2 separate regions of the Mus musculus genome follow, and region 1 is linked to region 2. A link is a loop called in an ENCODE intact Hi-C map of the cell type or tissue named here. Cell type or tissue: heart. All regions are shown on one strand. Links, peaks and the distances in the headings refer to the core of each region. The heading gives the core; the rest is flanking DNA.

The links. A loop is a pair of places that touch in the nucleus more often than their neighbours do. Peaks named below come from ENCODE experiments on the same cell type or tissue, not always from the same donor. Only the 100,000 strongest peaks of a DNase experiment are listed, where the experiment ranks them.
Region 1: it touches region 2 in a loop (4-fold over the local background); 13 of 42 quality-filtered maps call a loop at or near these places.

The regions. Positions count from the first base shown.
Region 1 is chr15:73,467,775-73,478,518 of GRCm38, forward strand. No RefSeq gene overlaps it. Among named protein-coding and RNA genes, the nearest start is that of Dennd3, 39 kb to the right of the region's middle. In heart, for the core only: CTCF peaks have their summits at 5,184 (motif pointing left) and 7,996; DNase peaks (open chromatin) are centred at 2,447, 3,557 and 5,217; H3K27ac peaks cover 1,639 bases.
Region 2 is chr15:73,380,788-73,391,531 of GRCm38, forward strand. The region is part of intron 2 of Ptk2 (PTK2 protein tyrosine kinase 2); the gene reads right to left. Among named protein-coding and RNA genes, the nearest start is that of Ptk2, 37 kb to the right of the region's middle. In heart, for the core only: a CTCF peak has its summit at 6,487; no DNase peak of the experiment used is centred there.

The DNA of each region.
Region 1 (10,744 bases), core at 1,494-9,493, 87 kb after region 2:
TAGGCCAGTGAATGAAGTGCCATGTGAGGCAGACACGGGCCTCAGGGAGAAGCGAGGGAGAGTCACTGTAGGGGAAGGGTTTGAGCCTCTCTCCTCAGACCCACCCTTCCCTTTTTACTGCACAGCCCTCAACCTGGGACTTTGTGCTGTTTTGAGAATGGAGTCAAAGCAGGAAATCACCTGAGCCACACATTGCTTTTACAGCTGCTGTTAAAAAAAAAAAAAAAGTCACTACCACAGACTGAACACAGAAATTTATTCTCTGTGAGGCAAAGGACTGGGCCTCCCTCCAGCCTGAGGTTCCGGGAGACGGTTCTTCTGTTTGTTCTAGCTCTGAGAGGCTCGGGGCCTTCCTAGACTGTGGCTGTCACTCTGGTTCGCACTTCACCTTTCCTCTGTGTCTCTCCTCTTCACACCGGGACAGCAGAATCCAGGGTGGTCTCAGCTTACGTCACTGCAGCTGAAAAGTCTCTAGCTCCAAATAAGGTCATGTTCCAAGGTCACGCGTAGACATGATTCCTGCAGACGCTATCAAGCTACTACGAGCTCATTTTGTCACTCAGGGGACATTACAAAGGCAGTGACCTCAGAGTGGCCAGACTGAGTCTAGGTGAGTCCTGGAGAGAGTCGAGGGCACAAGGTGTGACTTTGAGGCAAAGGGGTGTGTGTGTGTGTGTGTGTGTGTGTGTGTGTGTGTGTGTGTGTGCGCGCGCGCGCGTGTGAGTGTGCCCATTGGCTAGACATTGTCCTTTACCCAAGAGCTCCCACAGCCTGGTACCCAGGGAGCTCTAAATCCAGGCCCAGGCTGTGGTTGAAACATGGAGTCAGAACTAATTGGTTGTTTCATTTGTTTGTTTTACCTTTTGAGACACGGTCTCACTTTGTAGCCTTGGCTGACTGAACTCACTGATAGCTGCCTGCCTCTGCCTCCTGAGTGCTAACAATTAAGGGCATACCCTACTATTCTTGGCTGTTAAACATTTACTTACTTTTTTTGTTGTTGCGTATGAGTGTTTTACCTACGTACTGTCTACTTTCCTGGCACTGGTGGAGGCTAGAAGAGGGCACTAGATTTCCTGGAACTTGAATTTACAGACAGTTCTAAATCTCCTTGTGGGTGTGAGGACAAAACCTGGGTCCTCTGGAAGAGCAAGCAGCCAGTGCTCTTAACCACCGAGCCACCTCTCCAGTCCCAAATTATCTGGATTAGGTTGGCTGGTAAGCTTGTCTGTGGAGGACTGTCTTGGTCTTTAGTAAGTATAGGAAGACCTAGCCCATTATGGGCAGCACCATTCCCTAGCAAAGGACCCTAAACAGTATAAGAGGAGAAAGCTAGGTGAGAGCAAGTGAGCAAGTGTACGTGTGTTTATTCTCTCTGCTCTTGACTGTGAATATGGCACCTTAAGTTCCTGCCTTGACTCCCTCACAATAATGGGTAGAGGCCTGGAAGTGTAAGTCACATAAACCCCTCTCCCCTAAGTTGCTTTTTATCAGGATACTTTATCACTGCAACAGAAACAAAGCCCAGGCACCAGTGTTTCTCTTGGCCATTCTCACCTTGACCGGTTCTTCCTTCCCTGAACTAGCTCCAGCTGCCACGATAATGTACTCAGGCCGAATGGCTTAAATGACAAACATCTGTTCTTCACAATTCTGGGGACTGTAAGTCCGAGGCCAAGGTCCTACTGGTTTGGTTGCTGGTGAGACCTGCTTCCTGCCTCAAGGTCTTGTCGCTGTGTCCTCACATGGTAGAGAGGCTGAACGCTGTCATCTCTTCTCAGAAGGATACACATCCTCTGGGATCAGGGCCCTACCCTTAGGACCTGGTCTAACCCAATCATTTCCTCTTGCTGCAGCCTGCCTGGAATGAAGGCTACAGTGTCATTGTGATGGTGGGTGGACAGTGCACCTCAAAGAGCTATTTTCCTCCTCTCCTTCTCTCAGTGAGAGAACACGTTCATGTATTTTTTAAAAAGACTTATTTATTATATCTAAGTACACTGTAGCTGTGTTCAGACACACTCTAGAAGAGGGCATCAGACCTCACCATGTGGTTGCTGGGATTTGAACTCAGGACCTTCGGGAGAGCAGTCGGTGCTCTTAACTGTTGAGCCATCTCACCAGCCCCCTGCTCCTGTATTCTATCCATGCCATTAAACACCTTCTGTGCACACGCCCTCGCTGGGTGGAGACTGATTTTGCTGAACTCCAGGCTTCATTAAACCCCAGGCTAGGAGCTGTCCACACACTTGACCTGCCTGCCTTCTTCCCCCCAAGCCTGGACTTATTCCCAAGCTTCCAACTTCTGGAGAGGCTGTTGAGTGAATGCAGAAGCCGCGATCCCTTAAAGGAAAACCAAGCACTAGACTCCCTGTGATCTGCCTAGGCGACCCTGGGTGGCCTCTCTTCCTGGGGTGCTGCCTCCTCAGTTGACACTCAGTCCTGCCAACAGTCCCTTCGCCAAAGTCCTTCCAGAGTCTCATTTACACATGCCATCTGTTTCCCCGCTGCGACGGTGACAGACACAATTTGGAAAGCAGCCAAGAAGAAGAGCAAGGGCCTGGTCCCTTCCAACATTTGTGGAGAGAAGGATGCAAAGGCAGACTTATGGTAGGTCAAGGACTGGAAAGGTCTGGGTCATGTTGGGGGCAAGCCTTCACCCACTCTCTCTGTGTCCCTGTTCTCATCATAAAGGACTCAGGCTCTCAGGTCCAGATAGGGATCCCTGGTCCTGCAAGAGAATGTGACCTAATATAGGCGGGTATTCACCCACCGCCCCTCCTCACTTTCCTGGTCTCTGACCTTGGTGAGGGTCTTGCTGGATTGGGGTGGGGCTTCTCTTGCAGGTTGTTTGCGGTTTGATTACAAAGTACCGGCTGCATTTCTTTGTCTGGCTTCTTCCTGCCTTGCCTGCCTTCCTGGCACTTTTTTTTTTTTTCCACCTTGAAAGAAAAATTGATTCCATCCTTTCAACCAGCTTCCTGAAGTCACTCCCAGAAGCCACCCACCCCTGCTGTGACTTCATCTGTGCCCTAGCCACTTTGCTCAATACTAGCAGCAGCCTCTCCTGGAGCCTGCAGCCCTGTGCTCTTAGGCCAGCCTGGGGGCACAGGAGGTTGGTTGCATAGGGTGGGCTGATTGGTGTGTGTGTGTGTGTGTGTGTGTGTGTGTGTGTGTGTGTTGCATGGTGTGTAGTCTGGGCTGAACATCCCGTTCCAGCCCAGTTTGTGTGTGCTCCTGCTCCACATGGCTCATTTTGGGAGATCATGGGTGGGACAAAGCCATGTGTCTGTCACGTCTGACAAGTCAGGGATCCGGTAGAAGTTCTTTAAGTTACCTTGTAGGGTTCTCTTCAGTCCCAAGGTCTGGACTTTAAAATCTTACACTCTCCCTACAGTGAGGAAGTGGCTGGACAGTCCAGGTCAGACTGGACAGGATGATTGCCCAAGTCAGCAGGTCATGGGAGTAGGGAAAGATGTCCTCCACTCCACGGAGCAGGCTTGCAGCCAGAGAGCATTCCAGGCTCTGCACAATTGGAGCTGTCTCCTTGCCCTTCAGGGTAGGATAGGAATGCACTTTCGCCATCCCTAGGGAAGTGGGACTTCCTGAAACGCCGGGAGCAGGTTCTGGAAAGGAGATAAGTTCACTGGCATCACCATGTCCCTGAGGAAACAAGGCCAGGAACCACCTAGACTTGGAACTCTGTACTTGCTCTCTAGTAAGGGACTTTGTGCACGACCGCCATGTTCCTTGCTCTATTGCCCAGGACGTGGGGTCCAGTCACAGGATAGGGTAGGAGTCAGCCTTGCAGGAGGCAAGACCAGAAAAAAGAGTAGTTGCTGGTGGCAGCTCTCAGCAAGTTTCTGCAGGTGGATACCCTCCCATTTTAAAATGAGGAGACACATTGCTGAGTTAAACAGTCTCCCCAAGAACACATGGGCCACAAGTTTTCTAGTAAAAGTGAAAGTCCTCGAATCTGTAGGTTGAGCAGAATGCAAGGGTGGTTGGTAGCTTGGGCTTGGTGGCATCGGAGGGGGCAGATCCAATCTGGCTGGAGCCCAGCCCAGGAAGCTGTGTGTAGCTGGATGTCTGCACATGGTGGCTGAGAAACAGTGAGAAACAGTGACCTGCCCTTCTGCAAGCACAGGCCAGGGACAAGAACCTTGTGGATTCTCACACGCTCTTCTGATCTTGGTTTTGTTGTTGTTGTTTTTTTTTAAAGATTTATTTATTTACTATATGCAAGTACACTGTAGCTGTTTTCAGACACGCCAGAAGAGGGTATCAGATCTCATTACAGATGGTTGTGAGCCACCAAGTGGTTGCTGGGATTTGAACTCAGGACCTCCAGAAGAACAGTCAGTGCTCTTAACCATTGAGCCATCTCTCCAGCCCTAGTCTTTTGTTCTGGAGCACCTTTCCATAAAGAATGCCAAGAACTCATGGTCGCCTTTAACAGAGCCAGGACTGGAATGGTCACTGACTGTTTAGAAGCCCTGGAATGCCCCGTGCAGGACCACTGGGTAGCATAGAGTAGAAGGACTCCTATGCCCTGCATAGAGATGCAGGCCACATCTCTGCACAGGTGTCATACTCTAGAGAAACTTTCAAGGTGGAATAGAAGGGGTGTTTTCTGGTCCCAGTTGCCTGATATAGTTCCTCGGGTGGGTGTTGGGGGTAGGGGTGGGGCATTTGGTCTAGCTTCATCTGTGTCGCCCCCAAGCAATCCTTGGACTTTGTCTGACTTCATCCTCACTAGAATGGTCCAATGAGAAGAGTGCACAGAGAGAGCTGGGTTCCAGGGTGACCTCTGACGAGTTCCCAGTTCCTCTCAGGCCTGCTTTGTGACCACCTTTGGAGTACTTCAGGACCCTTCTCTGCATTGCCCTGTTGCCGTTTGCTCACCAACAGAGGCCTAACTGAGGAGTCATTTTCCGGACATCTCCTCAATGGCCTGAGCCCCCTGGAGCAGGTATGGCAGCCAGAGTCCCCAGAGCATGGGTAGCACTGCCTATGACCCTGGGAGGTGGCTCCTAGACGGTGACTCTCAAGATCATAGCTGCTCTTGTCTTGTACTGTCCCTGGGGACTGGTCCGCTCAGGGCTCAGCTCCCAAACCTTGTCCAGCCACTTCCTGGGACTCTGTGGTGAGGCACTCGGCCTTTGTTTTCCCAGGCAGCCACATGGTGCCCCCTGCTGGCAACTGCTGTCACTGCCAGGGAGAAGGTGGAAGGCTGGAGGCCAGGACACAAAGGGCTTGCCTCTTGGCGGGACACACACACACACACACACACACACACACACACACGGGGTGGGCGGGGGGGTGTCCGGGGAGAGAGCACACAATGGACCCCACTGTCTCCTCTGCTCTCCTGACAGCCTTCATCCAAAGTCCCACCAACACTTAGAAAAACCCTGACTCACAAACCTGTATGGAGCATAAACTCAGGCTGAGACTGGGTCAGGACCACCAGGAACTAGAAGTGAGATAGACAGAGACGAATGAGGTATGCTACCCACAGGGGCTACATTCTGACAACCAAGTACCTGCAGAAGTTGCTTAACATACATGTGACAAATGGAGATACATGGTTAGGGTAAGGAACCCAGACACGGAGACCAGGTGGTCAAACTCTTAACCATCCTTCAAAACCCCAGCTGGGCCAGAATGATGGTGCACATCTTAGTGAGACCAAAATAAAAAGTAAAAAAGACTTCTTGCCTAGCAAGCACAAAGCCCTAGATCCACTCCCCAATGCTACAAAGTAACCAACCACCATGTTCAGGCTAAGAATAAAACCTCTTCTAAAGTCCTTCAAGGAGATCACCTGACACATTTCACTTCAGGTCAGAAGACAAGCGCATCTTTTTAAATTGCCACTTAATTAGTTAGTGAATGAATTACCCAGTTCATTCACTTGCATGACTCAGCTCTGTCCTTTCCCCATGTAAGGTCTGAACTCAGGGCATCAGGCTTTGTTGAGCCTTTAGCAAGACCACAGTGCAGTTCTTTATAGGGAGCAGGCTAGGCGTGCTTGCGTCCCGGTGAATTAGTGACGTTTCTATTGCTGTGATAAAGCACCATCACCAAGATGACTTAAAGAAAGAAGGGATTTACTTGTGCTTAAGGTTCCAGAGGGAGAGGAGACCGTCACCATCACCAGCACAGTGAGGGAGCGTGGCAACAGGCAGGCACGGCGGCAGGAGCAAGAAGCTGCGGGCTCGCTTCTTAAACTGCAAGCAGAAAGCAGAGAGACTCAGCTAGCAATGCTTGCATCTTTAAATTCTCAAAGCCCACTTTCAGTGGCACACTTCCTCCAACAAGGCCACAACTCCTAAGACTCCTCAAACAAGTGTTCACGCGCCAGAGACTGCAGGGGACATTTCATTCAAACTGTCACACCTGGGAATGGTGAATCATGCATTGCGAACCTGAGAACAGCAACGTGCTCCCTCTGAAACCTCACTGAGAACAGCAGAGTTCTCTCTCTTTGTATCTCTGTCTCTCTCTGTCTCTCGTGGTTTTTTTGAGATAGGGCTTCTCTGTATAGCCCTGGCTGTCCTGGAACTCACTTTGTAGACCAGGCTGGCCTCGAACTAAGAAATCCGCCTGCCTCTGCCTCCCAAGTGCTGGGATTAAAGGCACCCGCCACCACTGCCGGGCTCCCTCTCTTGTCTAGAGGTGATGGGGGAAAGGAGAAACAGACAGACACTTTCACATTATAAAGCCATTCCTTCTCCACACTGTAGGAAGAAGTGAGCAGATGCATGCATTTCTGGCTTAGCATTCAATGATGGCCATGGTCTGTCTGTCCTGGGTTAACTCCTTCCAGCCCAGGGCCCCAGAGTGGGCACTAAGGAGGCACAGAAAAGTACCCCAGAATTACAGCTCGGTATGTCAAGAAGTTCCTGAATCCCAACATCTACAAAATAACGGAAGAATGCAAAGAGAATGAGGAGAGAGCCCCAGAAATGTGGCTGACCACCTAATAGGAGGGGTGGGGCTGAGCTGGCTTCCTTTGTTGCCCGTGGCCTGGATGATCTGCCAGCTGGAAAGGGGTGGGACATACTTCTTAGGATGTCACTCTGCTGGCTCCTCAGATTGCCAGCTCTCAAAATACAAAGATTCTGTTCCCCTGTCTGTCCTATGGCATCGGCAATGACAGGAAGCAGCGAGTGCTGGTGTTCCTGTTATAGAGGCCAGAAGAGGGTGTCGTGGTCTTGTTCTCCACCTTACATATGTTTTTATTTTTTTATTTTATTTTTTGTTTTTTTTTTTGTTTTGGTTTTTTTTTTTTTTTTTTTTTTTTTTTTTTGAGACAGGGTTTCTCTGTATAGCCCTGGCTGTCCTGAAACTCACTTTGTAGACCAGGCTAGCCTCGAACTCAGAAATCCACCTGCCTCTGCCTACTGAGTGCTGGGATTAAAGGTGTGTGCCACCACGCCCATCTTAAACATTTTTTTTATTCATTTGTTTTATGTGCATGGGTGTTTTGCCTGTGTGTATGTCTGTACACCATGCAGGGTGCCCAGTGCCTGTAGAGCCATCTCCTCCATCCTTTCTCCTTTATTTTTTGACATGTGGTCTCTTATTGAATATGGACCTCATTTTTTCCCCCAGACTGGCTGGTTAGGAGGTTCCAGGATTCACTTGTCTCCACCCCATAACAGTGGATATGGCCGTGTCTAGATTTTACGTGGTGATGGGGATTTGAACTCAGCTCCTCTTGTTTGGCTAGCAAGCATTCTTACTCTCTGAGCCTAGCTCTCTCAATTGAAAAACAACATTTTCAGTCTTTAAGTGTGTGGGTAGGTATGTGCAGATAATGGGGCATCAGATCCCTTGGGGCTGGAGTTACAAGATGCTGTGACTTGCCAACATGGATGCTGGGAACTGAATCTGGGTCCTCTGTAAGAATAGTACCTACTCTTAACCACTGAGCCATCTCTCTAGCCTCTGGAAGCAACTATGGCCTTCTCTGTTGCTGTCTTCAGACATACTAGAAGAGGGCACCAGATCTCATTGCTGGGAACTGAACTCGAGACCTCTGGAAAACCAGTCAGTGCTCTTAACCTCTGAGTCATCTCTCCAGCCCATGAAAGCCTTCTCTGCAGCTCCTTTCTCAGTTTTTATTTTTTATTTATGTTATGTATATGAGTACAGTGTACTGTAGCTGTGCAGATGATTGTGAGTGGTTGCTGGGAATAGAGCTCCGGCTCTGCTCACTCTTGCCCAAAGATTTATTTATTGTTATATGCAAGTAAACTGTAGCTGTCTTCAGACGCAGCAGAAGAGGGCGTCAGATCTCAATACAGATGATTGTGAGCCACCATGTGGTTGCTGGGATTTGAACTCAGGACCTCCAGAAGAGCAGTCAGTGCTCTTACCCACTGAGCCATCTCGCCAGCCTGTTCCTTTCTCGTTTTAATGAGACTTTTTTTTTTGAGTAAATTCATTGTATGAGATAAGAAACCTCACTGCCCACTGGACATTGTGTGTGTGTGTGTGTGTGTGTGTGTGTGTGTGTGTGTGTGTGAGTTCATGTGTACCACATACTCTAAGGAGCCCTCAGAGGTCAGTATGAAGACATCAGACCCCCTGGAACCGACTCCTTGACAGTTACAGGCTGCCATGAGGATTCTGGGAACCAAACCCAAGTCCTCTGACTGTTGAGCCTCCTCTCCAGCCCCATCAATGGCTCCATTTTGAAGCCGTTCATAGTTTCATGATTGCTGAACGAACTCCAATAGTTTCTTGGTGTGATGGTGGTGTTGAAGGATAGACCTTTGGGTGACATCAGTCATAACTGCAGTCCACTGGCTTCACCACAGTACAAAAGTAGACCACCTCTTCCTTTTCCTTCTCCTTCCTCCCTCCCTTTCCTTCCCTCCTTCACTCCCTCTGTCCCTCCCTCCCTCCTTCTCTTCCACTGGTGTTTTGTTGTTGTTGTTGTTTGTTGTTGTAGTTTTCTTGAGACAGGCTCTCACTATGAAGATCTAGCCTAGAACTTGTTATGTAGACCAGGCTGGCACTTAAACTCACAGATAACCACTTGCTTCTGCCTCCTGCACGCTAGGATTGAACGCATGCCACCATGAGTGGCTTTTTGTTTTGTTTTGTTTTGTTTTGTTTCCAAGATGGGGTAATTTCACTAGGACCTGAGCTTGCTAATCAGGCTAGGCTTGGATGGTCAGCTCCCGCATCTGCTTCTCTCTGCCTCCCCAACACTGGGACTCTGAGTGTAGACACCCACTCTTGGCTTTTTACTTGGGTGCTGGGGAGTGAATTCTGGTCCTCATGCTTGAGTAGTAAAGTCTGTGTACTAACAACTGAGCTGTCTCCCCAGCTCCCTGCAGATGCTTCTTCTAATAAGATCTTGTCCATAGTAACAGTAGCTATATGACTTGGGCACATATTTTGGGGGACAAAATTCAAGCTGCAGCAGTAGAAAGGTACAGGCTGCGGCAACCTGCTCACGTTTGGGGAGAGGGGAGACAGAGGTTCCATTTCAGGGGTTCCTGGGATAGGGGAGTTATAAGTGAAGACGCTGAGGCTGTAAGTGGGCGGGTCATGGTGGTGATGCCCACAGTGGATGGGTAGGTTGGGTAGAGCTGTCTTACCAGTGTCTGTAGCCCAGGGTAGAGCTCTGGGCAGTGAGACTGTATTAGAGGTCTCTTCCCTCTTTTATTTGGCCCTCCTGACAGTCTCTGAGGCAGTGATGACAGTTATCTTCTGGTTGAAGATGAGGACACTGGGGTCCCAAAGGCAGAGCCATCAGCTGAGTGGCCTGGGTACTAAGTGAGGAGCTGAGACTTGAGCCAGGTCTGACCATCTCCCCCGCTTGCCACTGGACTGCTAAGCCAGGTGTTCGAGGATTCCTGGGAAAGCCATACTTTCTGTGTCTGCCTTGGGGACCTGTCCTTACACAGCCTTGGCTTATTTGTGCTTGTAGACATGTAAGTGATGTGAGAAACTGTGACTGTCTCAGGACTTGACTCCGTGACAGTTGATATTGTTTGTCTTGGTGGCAGTGCACTCCAGTTGTGGTGTACTGTTGGTACTGGGGCATCCCTTCAGCAAGACAGCAATGCTGTGAGTCGGTGAAGGGCACAGAGGTAAACCACTCCAAAGACTATTTCCAGAAACAGTCTTTATTGTCTGTGAAGAATCCAGTGGAAGCCTGTTGACTGTGGCTTGGGCAGTGAGCGCTCAGGCCACCAGGGTCTCTTTGCAGAAGAAGCACATCAAGGCAGATGTGGAGAGTGCAGACTTGTCCACAGGCCAGCTACTGGCTACTCACATTCCTTCAGAATTCACTGTTCTGACTCCTGGTGCAGGGTGTGCCATGTTTCTTATCTAGAAGCATGTCGTGCCAGGTAGGCAGGTGGCCAGGTCATGACTGCATTTTCTCCTATGGTGACATGTGACAGGGAACTGAGTAGCCAGTTCCTGGAGCCTTGGGGGTTGGGAGAGTGTCAAAGATCCAGCCAGATAGTTCCTGTTGTAAGGGTCAGCACAGCACAGTGGCACCAGGTTCTGATGAATACCTGTCTGTGAGCAGGCTAGCCCAGCCCAGCCTGAGACCCTTGGGTCCTATGAGTAGTTAGGCAGACTGCCCTGCCTGAAAGGGTCCCAAGACCTTTGGTTTCTGTAGGGGGAAACAAAACATTAAGTGTGTAATTATCAGTTTGGGCAGTGGTGGTGCATGGCTTTAATCCCAACACTCAAGGAGGCAGAGGCAGGC
Region 2 (10,744 bases), core at 1,595-9,594:
ACCACACCAAGGCTCCTGGGTGTCTTAGACTTCTCCTGAAATTCTTTCCTGTGGTGAAGTCAAGACTCTCAACTTTAAAGAGCTGTAGACTCTAAAAAGAACTCTTCAGGCTGTTGCTGGCAGCACAGCTGTATCTTTAGCTCCAGAGAGAACATCTTGTTTGACATATGCCCTCAAGCAGAAGCAGAAAGAGAAAACTTGTTCCATGTACCAGCATAACCCTAAGAAAGACACAGTCTCTTCTCTATGACAGGCCTGTTAGAAATGCTAAAACTTTGATTCAATCATCAGAAAACATCATATAAACCCAAAATAAGGGAAAAACCTAAAAACAACCTATATCCTTCAAACTTATTATCAATGCTATAAAAAGACAATGCAGAGAAACCTATCCCAAGTGAGGAGACTAAGGAAGGATGAATTGGAAGGACCCTGTATGGAGGGAAGAACCTCTGTTAAGAGACATGAATAGGTCAGCTGCCACAATTTAGACAGGCAAAACAGGAAATAGGGTAAAGTAGATTCCAAGATCAGCATATAAAAAAGGGTGGCAACTGAGGAAGACTGAAAGCCCTGCCCAGTAGGTTTCCTTCTGTGTAATTTACAGTACAGAGGTAGAGGAACGTCCAGTAGCTACCCTCCAGGCTCAAAACTCTGCCTATAATAATAGAGATCATCATGTAGCATGAGAATTTTTTTTATTTGACAATTACTTCATTGGTGTTATAAAAACATCCTTGCTGCCAACAAATACTCTCTGAGGTAAAGTGCATTACTATTTTACTTCCTGAGTCTTCTCCAATAAATGAAAAAACCGTTTTCAAGATTAAAAAAAAAGGGGGGGGGGCAGGCAGTGGTGGCGCACGCCTTTAATCCCAGCACTCGGGAGGCAGAGGCAGGCAGATTTCTGAGTTCAAGGCCAGCCTGGTCTACAGAATGAGTTCCAGGACAGCCAGGGCTATACAGAGAAACCCTTGTCTTGGAAAACCAAAAAAAAAAAAAACAAAGCTTCCAGAATCAGGCATAACGACAGATGTCTTTAATTCCAGAGCTTGGGAGGTGGAAATCAGGATCTGTTTTAGAAAAAGACCAGGACATGTTTGGTAGAGGTGGGAGGCGGGGCCCATGCTAAGGCATCCCTTACCCGAGGTACCAAGTAGAGCATAGAATAGGGTTTATTTCAGTCATGGGAAGGGGAGTTGAGAAGGGAATGGAGACAGAGAAGACGGAGAGAGGGAGGGAAAGAGAGAGAGAGGGAGGAAGGGAGGGAGGGAGGGAGGGAGGGAGGGAGGGAGGGAGGGAGGGAGGGAGGGAAGGAGGGAGGGGGAAAACAGGAACACATGAAGTGGGGGGGGTTGAGGGGGGAGTGAAAATGGGGATAGGGAGAGGAAAAGGGCAGAGAGCAAGGAGGAGCCAATAGCAAGCCAGGCCTACCAGGCTACAGCCAGATAACTGTTGGGTGGAGTCTAGAAGGAATGCCAACAGGATCTTTGTCAGTTTGAGGCTGGTCTGTTCTACCTTAGGGAATTCCAAGCTAGCTAGGACTACATTAAAAACCAAAAACAAGGGAGGCAGCTAACTGAACCTTGGAAAAGAATCTTAATGGGGGAGTGTGGAGGTGGGGGTGGGGGGCCCTGTCTATATTGTGCTGTGCTGAGGACAGGTCTAAGGGATAATATCATAATTGCTTAGCTGAGGTGGGAAGATGCCCACTCTGAGTAGCACAATTCCTAGGCAAAGAGTTCTAAACACTGTAAGAGTGAGTTGGGCACTAGCATACATACATTAATTCAGTGCTCTCCAATGTAAGTGACTAACTGCTTCCAAGTTCTTGCCCAATAATGCACTGTAACCTGGAATTATAGGACAAAGAAACCCTTTCTGCCCTAAACTGCTTTTGTTGGCATATTTTATCACAGCAAAAGGGCATTAAAATAACACTGAGGAAAAGGCGCAGACTATAAAGCTTGATATTTAAACCAGGTGTTCACAGAGAGGATCTTGAAGGCAGAAAAACTGAAAGTTAGGTTGGTATCTGTTTCACAGAACTGGGATCAATCCCAGGGTTTCATGCATGTTAGGCAAGCAATCTACAGTATGTTTTAAGGCATTTTATTTAAAATCTGTTAAAAGACTTTTCTAACATAAGAAACATTCTTTACATTTATATTTCACCTTTTTCCTTTCTTTTTTCTCTAAAGTGTGTTGAAGCATTGAGACAGGGTCTCATGTAGCCCAGGCTGGCCTCAAACCATTAACTCTTCAGCCATCAACTCTCACTAGTGCAGTCACAAGAGTATACCACCAAATCCAGCTCCCAACTCCACGCCCTGACTCTGTATTTGTGCTGTTCTGCATTTATGCTAACCTTTCAATGAAAATAGGTCATAATGCAACATTTTAGAGGACATTTTAAATGATGACTAACTTACTGTGTGCATTTCAACAATAACACACTAAATCCAACAGGAATCAAAATAATGTGTGTGGTTATTCCACACTAAAACTGCAGGCAATGACAACTGCACTGACTGCCACTTGACGGAAGCAACTGTCAAATCTTCAGACTTAAACATGCTTTAGCCTTCCAAAACTAAGATTAATGCAGTGATCTCCAGGGGAAAATACCCTGATGCAATTCTACAATGAACCATGTAAAGTAGGATCAACCTGTCATCACATTCTGTTCCCAAATACCAACTGTCCAACAGGCTATCAGCAAGTACCTACTATAGATCACCATATAACTGCATCAAAATACTTTGTTCACATGTCATTATCACAGAACACCTGACTTATTTGTAATAAGTAACATTCTCCCTTTTGCATTTTCTTTTGTTGATTTTTGTTTAATGGCCTTCTGTTGCTGTGATGAAACACTGTGATAAGCGAGAAAGGAGTGATCTGACTCACACTTCCAGAACACAAGCCACCTCAGGAGCTGAGTGAAGGGGCTTGCTGATTGATAGTTAGCTAACCTATTTTTTTAAAAATCTGAGCAAACATTTATTTCTTTGTTTTTCATGTTTGTGAGTGTGGGTAGGTAATTGTGTAGAGGTGAGCGTGGTAATGTCAGTGTAGAGATCAGAAGACAACTTGTTCTCTTCTACCATGTGAACCTAGGGGATCAAATTCAAGGTTGTCAGACTTGGTGGCAGATACTAGGATTATAATGTATACTACTACCACACCCAGCCATTGTTCTCTTTTTTTAAACCTTGCTTCTTGGGTAGAATTAGCTCCATGATTTCTGACAAACACCAGTGCTACAGAGCAACACACTGAAGACACAGGCTTCTCCCCAAGCCCAAGTATTGCCCTCACTACATTTTTTACAGGTTCTCCTCAGTAGCAGGCAGCCACAGATCTGCTCTTACGGTTCAGGTTTTGGGGGGTTTTTATTATATTTATTTACATAATTTATGCGTATGAGTAGTCTGTCTGCATAATCAGATTCTACTGCAGATGGTTGTGAGCCACTATGTGGTTGCTGGAAATTGAACTCAGGACCTCTGGAAGAGCAGCCAGCACTCTTACTGTTGAGCCATCTCTCCAGCACCAGGGATCAGTCTTAAACAGAATCACCATCACTCGGTGGTATTCCTTGATTTGTAGATTTATCCCTTCTGTTGTCTGCCATTATCAGTTAACTACTTGGTGTATCTAAGTTGGTTTCACTGTAGGGCTGTACTAAATCTGCTCATTTTCCAAGGAATGGGCATCTGAACTGTTCCCACTCACTAGGAACCAAGCTGCTACAAATCCTCCAATGGAGAGTTCTGTGTGAGCCTGTGTTTTCATCTTCCTTGGGGAAAACACCCAGGAAGAGGGCTGCTAAATCATATAACAATTATTATGTCCAACTTGTTAAAAAAAAAAAAAAACATTTTCCAAATCAAATTGTCTCTCACAGTAAAGCAGAGTTTCATTTGTTCCACACATTTGTCACTTGACAGTATCACCCTGTTTAGTTCTAACATAGCCAGGCCTCACTGAAGTTATAATCTGCCTTTTCTGATAGCTACTAATGTGAAATACCCTTTTCTGTATTGTTGTCACACATACAAAATGGATGATATATCCATTTTCACCATCTTTAATTGATTTTTAATTGTTCTACATTTAAAACTTTTTATTTGTTTATTACCATCCTGTGCGTGTGTGTACACACCAGCTTGTGGAGGTTAGAACAACCTTGTGCAGTTCTTTCCTCCCTCTAACTTTACATAGCTCTAGGGATCAAACTGGGATCATTAGATACAAGTGCCTGTATCTACTGAACCACCTCACTACCCCCAACCATGTTTTTAATAGCTTATCAATAAAAAAAAAATGTTCAAGCCAGGTGGTGGTATATGCCTTTAACCCAGCACTCAGAAGACAGGGGTAGGGGGATCTATGAGTTCGAGGCCAGCCTGGTCTACAGAGTTCCAGGATAGACAGGGATATACAGAATAAAAAATAAAAATAAAAAAGAAAGAAAGAAAGAAATAGAATTTGACAATAAAGCATCTCCTTGCCACTGTACAACACTCTGTTTGCTCCAAATAACTAATATGGTAGAATGTGCAAAAAACAAGTAGAAGGAAACTAGAACACATCCCTGCTTTTCTCTCAGCCTGAAAGTAAGAATCTTAGGAAATGCAGCCTGCATTTCTAGGAAATGAAACTCTTCCCCACTGTGGCCATTTGTTTTGTTCTTTGAACAAGAATGTATAACCCAGGCCAGCCTTAAATTCACTGTGAAACTGAGTGACTTACCATTTTTTTCTACTATTGTGACACCTATAAGAAGCAACTCAAAAGGCAACTAAGAAATGCTGAGAATATAGAATAGAAAAAAGCACATCAACTGGTTATGTTGAATACCAAAGCTGAGCCCTGGTAACACAGAACTACAAGAAACATTGTGCAGATTAAACAGACTGTACTGTGTGTTTAGGAACACACATATACAAACAACAAAAATTAAAGAGACCACAAATTTGAAAAAGAGCAAGGGAAGATACATGGGAGGATTTAGAGGAAAGAAAGGAAAGGAAGAAATGATGCAATTATTCATAATCTGAAAAAGGAGGGGCAAATTATTTCTTTAAAAAGGCAGCAACTCAGGGGGCTGGTGAGATGGCTCAGCGGGTAAGAGCACCCAACTGCTCTTCTGAAGGTCCTGAGTTCAAATCCCAGCAACCACTTGGTGGCTCACAACCATCTGTAACGAGATCTGACTCCCTCTTCTGGGGTGTCTGAAGACAGCTACAGTGTACTTACATAGAATAAATAAATAAACCTTTTTTAAAAAAAAGGCAGCAACTCAGGGAAAAAGGGTCTAATATGGCTCACAGTAAGGGTACAGTCCATCATAGAAGGAAGGCACAGGCATAGGAGCATGAAGCAGCTGGTCACAATGAATCCATACTCAAGATGCGGACAACTGCCAAGTGTATTGAACACTTTAATCCCAATGCTTAAGAAGCAGAGACAGGTGGAGCTCTTTGAGTTAGAGGACAGCCTGGTCTACACAGGGAGTTCCAGGCCTGCCAGGACTACATAGTGAGACCCTTTTTTAAAAAACAAAAATTATGGGGGCTGGAGAGATGGCTCAGTGATTAAGAGCACTAACTGCTCTCCCAAAGGTCCTGAGTTCAAATCCCAGCAACCACATGTGGCTCACAACTATCCATGAGACCAGACACCCTCTTCTGATGTGCCTGAAGATAGATACAGTGTACTTACATATAATAATAAATAAATCTTTAAAAAAAAATTCTGAAAAGATGGCTCAGTAGTTAAGATCACTGGATGCTCTTCTAGAGAACCTGGGTTCAATTTTCAGCATCTACATAGTAGCTCACAACTGTCTGTAACTCCAGTTCCAGGGGATCTAACACCCTCACACAGACATATATGCAGGCAAAGCACCAGTACACGTAAAATAAAAATAAATTTTAAAAGAGGAGGAGGAGGAAGAGGAGGAAGATAAAGAGGAAGAAGAGAAAGAGGAGGAGGATGAAGAGAAGGAGGAAGAGGAAGAAGAAGAGGAGGAGGAAGAGGAGGAGGAAGAGGAGGCAGAGGAGGCAGAGGAGGAGGAGGAAAGATATAGGCAAGGATGAATAACATGACTCAACTGCTTTCTCCTTCGTGCTCTGGGTCTCCAATCTGAGGGATAGTGTCATCCATACTCAGGATGAGTTCTCCCTCTTCAGTTAGACCTTGCTGTAAAAATTCTCACAGACACACCCAGAGGTACATTTCCTCAAAGACTATAAATCCAATCAAACTGTCACTCCTGCCCATCACATCCTCAGAATGCTGGGAGTGCAGGGTATATCACCATGTTTGACATTTACAAGTATTTGGTGAAGATAAACTCTCAGCGTGTGTGTATAAACAAGAAACTGGATATTATTTGCAAACATTATAGAAATGATAATGTATTCAACAAGTCAATCCATTTAAAAAGGAAATGCAAATTAGAAGAAGTAGCTCGGTAGATGGCACTATTCCCCTATCTGTTAAATGCATGACCACCACCTGTTCATTTGAGTATGCTCAAGATTAAGCTTTAATCAAAAGAATTATAGAAGTTGGCACTGCTGTAGGGAAAGGAACTCTGCAAATTTCTTAACTTGAGACTCGGTTTCTCATCGATGAATGAAAACATAAAATCAGTACTTTAAAAGCTGGAGAGGGGCTGGAGAGATGGCTCAGCGGTTAAGAGCACCGACTGCTCTTGAGAAGGTCCTGAGTTCAAATCCCAGCAACCACATGGTGGCTCACAACCATCTGTAATGGAATCTAATGCCCTCTTCTGGAGTGTCTAAAGACAGCTACAATGTACTCACATACATAAAATAAATAATTCTTAAAAAAAAAAAAAAAAAAAAAAAGCTGGAGAGAAGCACTTTGTGTGCACATGAAGAGTGTGAATTCAGGCTAGGCGTGGTGGCGCACGCCTTTGATCCCAGCACTTGGGAGGCAGAGGCAGGTGGATTTCTGAGTTTGAGGCCAGCCTGGTCTACAGAGTGAGTTCCAGGACAGCTAGGGCTATACAGAGAAATCCTGTCAAAAGGGAAAGAAAAGAAAAAGAAAAAGAGAAAAAGAAAAGAAATAGAGAGTTCAGCAGTATGGTGATGGCAAACACCTTTAGTCTCAGCATGAGTTCAAGGCCAGCTTGTTTACAGGACAGTTTCCAGGACAGTCAGGGTTACACAGAGAAACTCTCCAAAAAACAGTGAGTTCAAATCCCAGAACTCACTATCATCCTTTACAAAGCCAAGTGTGCAGCCCAGAGAGATGGCTCGGTGGTATGTACCTTTATCCTATGACAAGGGAATCAGAAGCAAAAGGATCTCTGTGAATTTGAGGCCAGCATGGTCTACATAGTGAGTTTAAGGCCAGCCGGGACGACATAGGAAGACACTATCTCAAAAAACCCAAGAGAGTGACTTGGTGAAGATAAACTCTTGCAGAAGACTCAAGTTCAGTTCCCATTACCCCACATCAGGCGACTCAAAACAGCTTGTAACTACAGCTGCAAGGAATCCAATGCCTCTGACCTCCACAGATAACTGCATTCCACAGGTACACACACCACAGAATTTAAAATCAATCTTTTTTTTTTTAAACCCAGATTTGTAGCACAAGCATCTATACTCCCAACACTCCTTTCAGGACAAGAAGCAAAGACACAAGAATCCCAGGAAGCTCAAAAGCCTGCTAGTCAGAAGAAACAACAATTTAAACAAGGTAGAAAGTGAGGAACACTACACCAACACATGAATACTATGGCACATACATAAGAAATAAGGTTCATAATTCACCTAACACACAAATGGCAGCTATAATGGCTGTGACTATAATGTTCTAGCCATAATTCTTGAAACACAATGTCATGACTGAAATGTGTGTTCTCCACATACCTAGGTGTAAATGGGAAGCTTAAAACCCAGCTCAATACAAGCCCCACCCATCCATGAATTATATGCATTCACACGAAAGGCACTGTGGTGTCTGCAATTGCGAAGACTATGTGTAGGCCTTATTTCTAATTATCTGTCTCAGCATTTCAATATAAGCAGTGCTTCTTTTCAAAAACAAGCAATTCATCAACTTCTGGCTTTTCACCATCTCATCCTTGAAAGCTGGTTTTCCCTGGGGTTCTACAGGTATTCTTGCATGCCTCAAAGACATGTTCCCATGCCCCAATTGCCCTCTCCAAAGCATTTTAGCAAGCAATTTCCTAAGTTTCTCCTAGAATTCATCCAATTCCTGGAAATCAAGACTGAGGCAGCACTATAGCTCTGATTCCTACACCCAGTGAATTAATTGGCTTGGATACCCCAAGGCCAAAGTCATTACTTCTGTGACAAGTATTCTTAAAAGATTTCCTCATGAAACAAGATATGAAACACACTTTTAAATTTACCCTTTGGATACACGTGGTCTAATATGCTCTATGTTTAAGTCTTAGGACTATAATAAAAAAATCTGTCATCCAGTTTAATAATGTGAGCCTAATTCCCATGTAATCTGGTTTAAAATCCACAAGGTACTGTCTGTATTAAGGCAGTATAGTATGTACAATCCAGTAAAAGTCCCAGCAGACAAGACTTTTAATTCAGTGAAACCTAACAAGTCATTTCTACAATCCCAGGCTTTTGCTCCCATTACTTTCCCCCACTAAGAAGACCCCTTCTTCAGGGGTCCTCTGAAAGAATAGCCAGTGCTCTTAACTACCAGGCCATCTCTCCAGCCCCTCTTTCTCTATTTTTAAATCTTTGGGGAAATAAAGGCTAGGAGCAAACTATTGCCCACTTTAGTGGCAAAGTGATATAGTATAAAGGATGTGCTCAAAGACAGCTGGAATCCATATACACACTACCAGCTCTAACATGTGTCAGCTACTCATTCTGAGAAAAGCAGCTTCCTCAACCTGATCTTCCTCACACACATCTGAGTAGTGGTTACGTCTACATCATGAGTCTCTCTCATATGTAACTCTACCCCCTATCTCCTACCTGTACACAAACTACTAACAAATCCTACTGTCATGACATCCTAAGTCCACTTCTTTGATTCCTAGTTCCCTAGCCCATGTCATCTCTGCTACACACCTGATTCCCTTCATAACATCCCAGTGGATGTAGTGTGTCATGAGCTGAGTCAGACTTCAACAAGAATGACCAGCTCCATCAAACACTGCACATTCTGTCTGCACTGCTGTTCACTCAACTACAACGTTCTTAGAACCGTGGATCTACTTAGGTTCTACGTTCATCACTGCCACATCCGGCTCACAACTCACTTAGCAGCAAGGCTTATTGTAGCCGTTCTATGTACACCTTAAACTCTAACTACACACTGTAGCATGATTTCCTCCACTGTACTCCCCTCACATACGTAACATGGGGTACTCCTTAGGTTCACAGCTTATCAGCTGCTTTACTTCTCTCTTCAAGGCACTCCTGGCTTTTTTTTTTTTTTTTTTTTTTTTTGATGTCTCTACTTAAAGCAATTAGAACCATGGCTGGCACTTAATATGAACTTGGCATCCTGAACTTAGACCTGCAGAAGAATTTTAATCCAGCAACATGGCTGCTCTGGCAAGGGATTACATCCAAAGACTTAGGTCTGTGTAATCCAGTTGGAATATAGACAGTCCACACACCTTTAATACCTCTGGTTGGAATACAGATGCGTCCTTAGTACACACCTCTAATCCCAAACAATGTAAGCAAGGTTAGTTTGTAAAAGGAAGTAGCCATGTTTGATAAAACAAATGTTTGGGGTGTCTTAAGATAAAGCTCACTGGGTAATGGCACTTGTCCCAAGTCTGATAACCTAAATTCAATCTTCAAGACCTACATGAAAAGGAGAGAACTAACTTCAACAAGTGACATTGAATTGAAGGGCAGACAAAGTGCTTAATCAGAGAAAGATCTGATAGAATGAGTCAGAGATAGGATAATCCCAACACTCAAAAGAACAGCACAAGAAAAGAGAGGCAACTTAAAGAGAACAGACCAGAAAGAAAGGCAATAGGGAGTGGGGGAAAGGACAGTTTTACAGAGACAGGTTGCAGGTGAAGACAGAACAAGCCAGAAAATGAAAAGGAACCAGATTAGAACAGATTGCCAGTTAGTTTGAGACCAAACAGAGCAATTCAGTCAGAAGCCAAGAGAAGCCAGTTTGAATCAGTCATCTTAGAGAAGAGTTTGGACCAGAGCAGCTGAGTTAAACCTAAGCCTCCAAGACAACAATTACATCTAGCTAATAAAAGTTACTTTTGGGGCTAGAGAGATGGCTCAGCGGTTCTTCCAAAGTTCCTGAGTTCAATTCCCAGCAACCACATGGTGGCTCACAACCATCTGTAATAGGATCTGATACCCTCTTCTGGTGTGTCTGAAGTCAGCTATAATGTACTCATAAATAAAATAAATAAATCTTTTTTTTAAAAAAAGGTTACTTTTAAATCCTTACATAATATCAACACAATCTCCAAAGCCCTCAGTGGCTTCATGATCAAAATGTAGACTAATGAGTTCTACTCCTCTAAAGACTTCTAACAGAAAAACAAGTAAGTACATCTGTAATAATAAGGAAGAGTCACCAAAAGACAAAGATCTGGATTAGACTGGTAAGATGGCTCAATAGATAAAAGTGCTTACTGCACACATTTGACGACCCAAGTGCAATCTCTGGAACACATAATGAAAGGAGAGAAACAACTCATATATACACACAT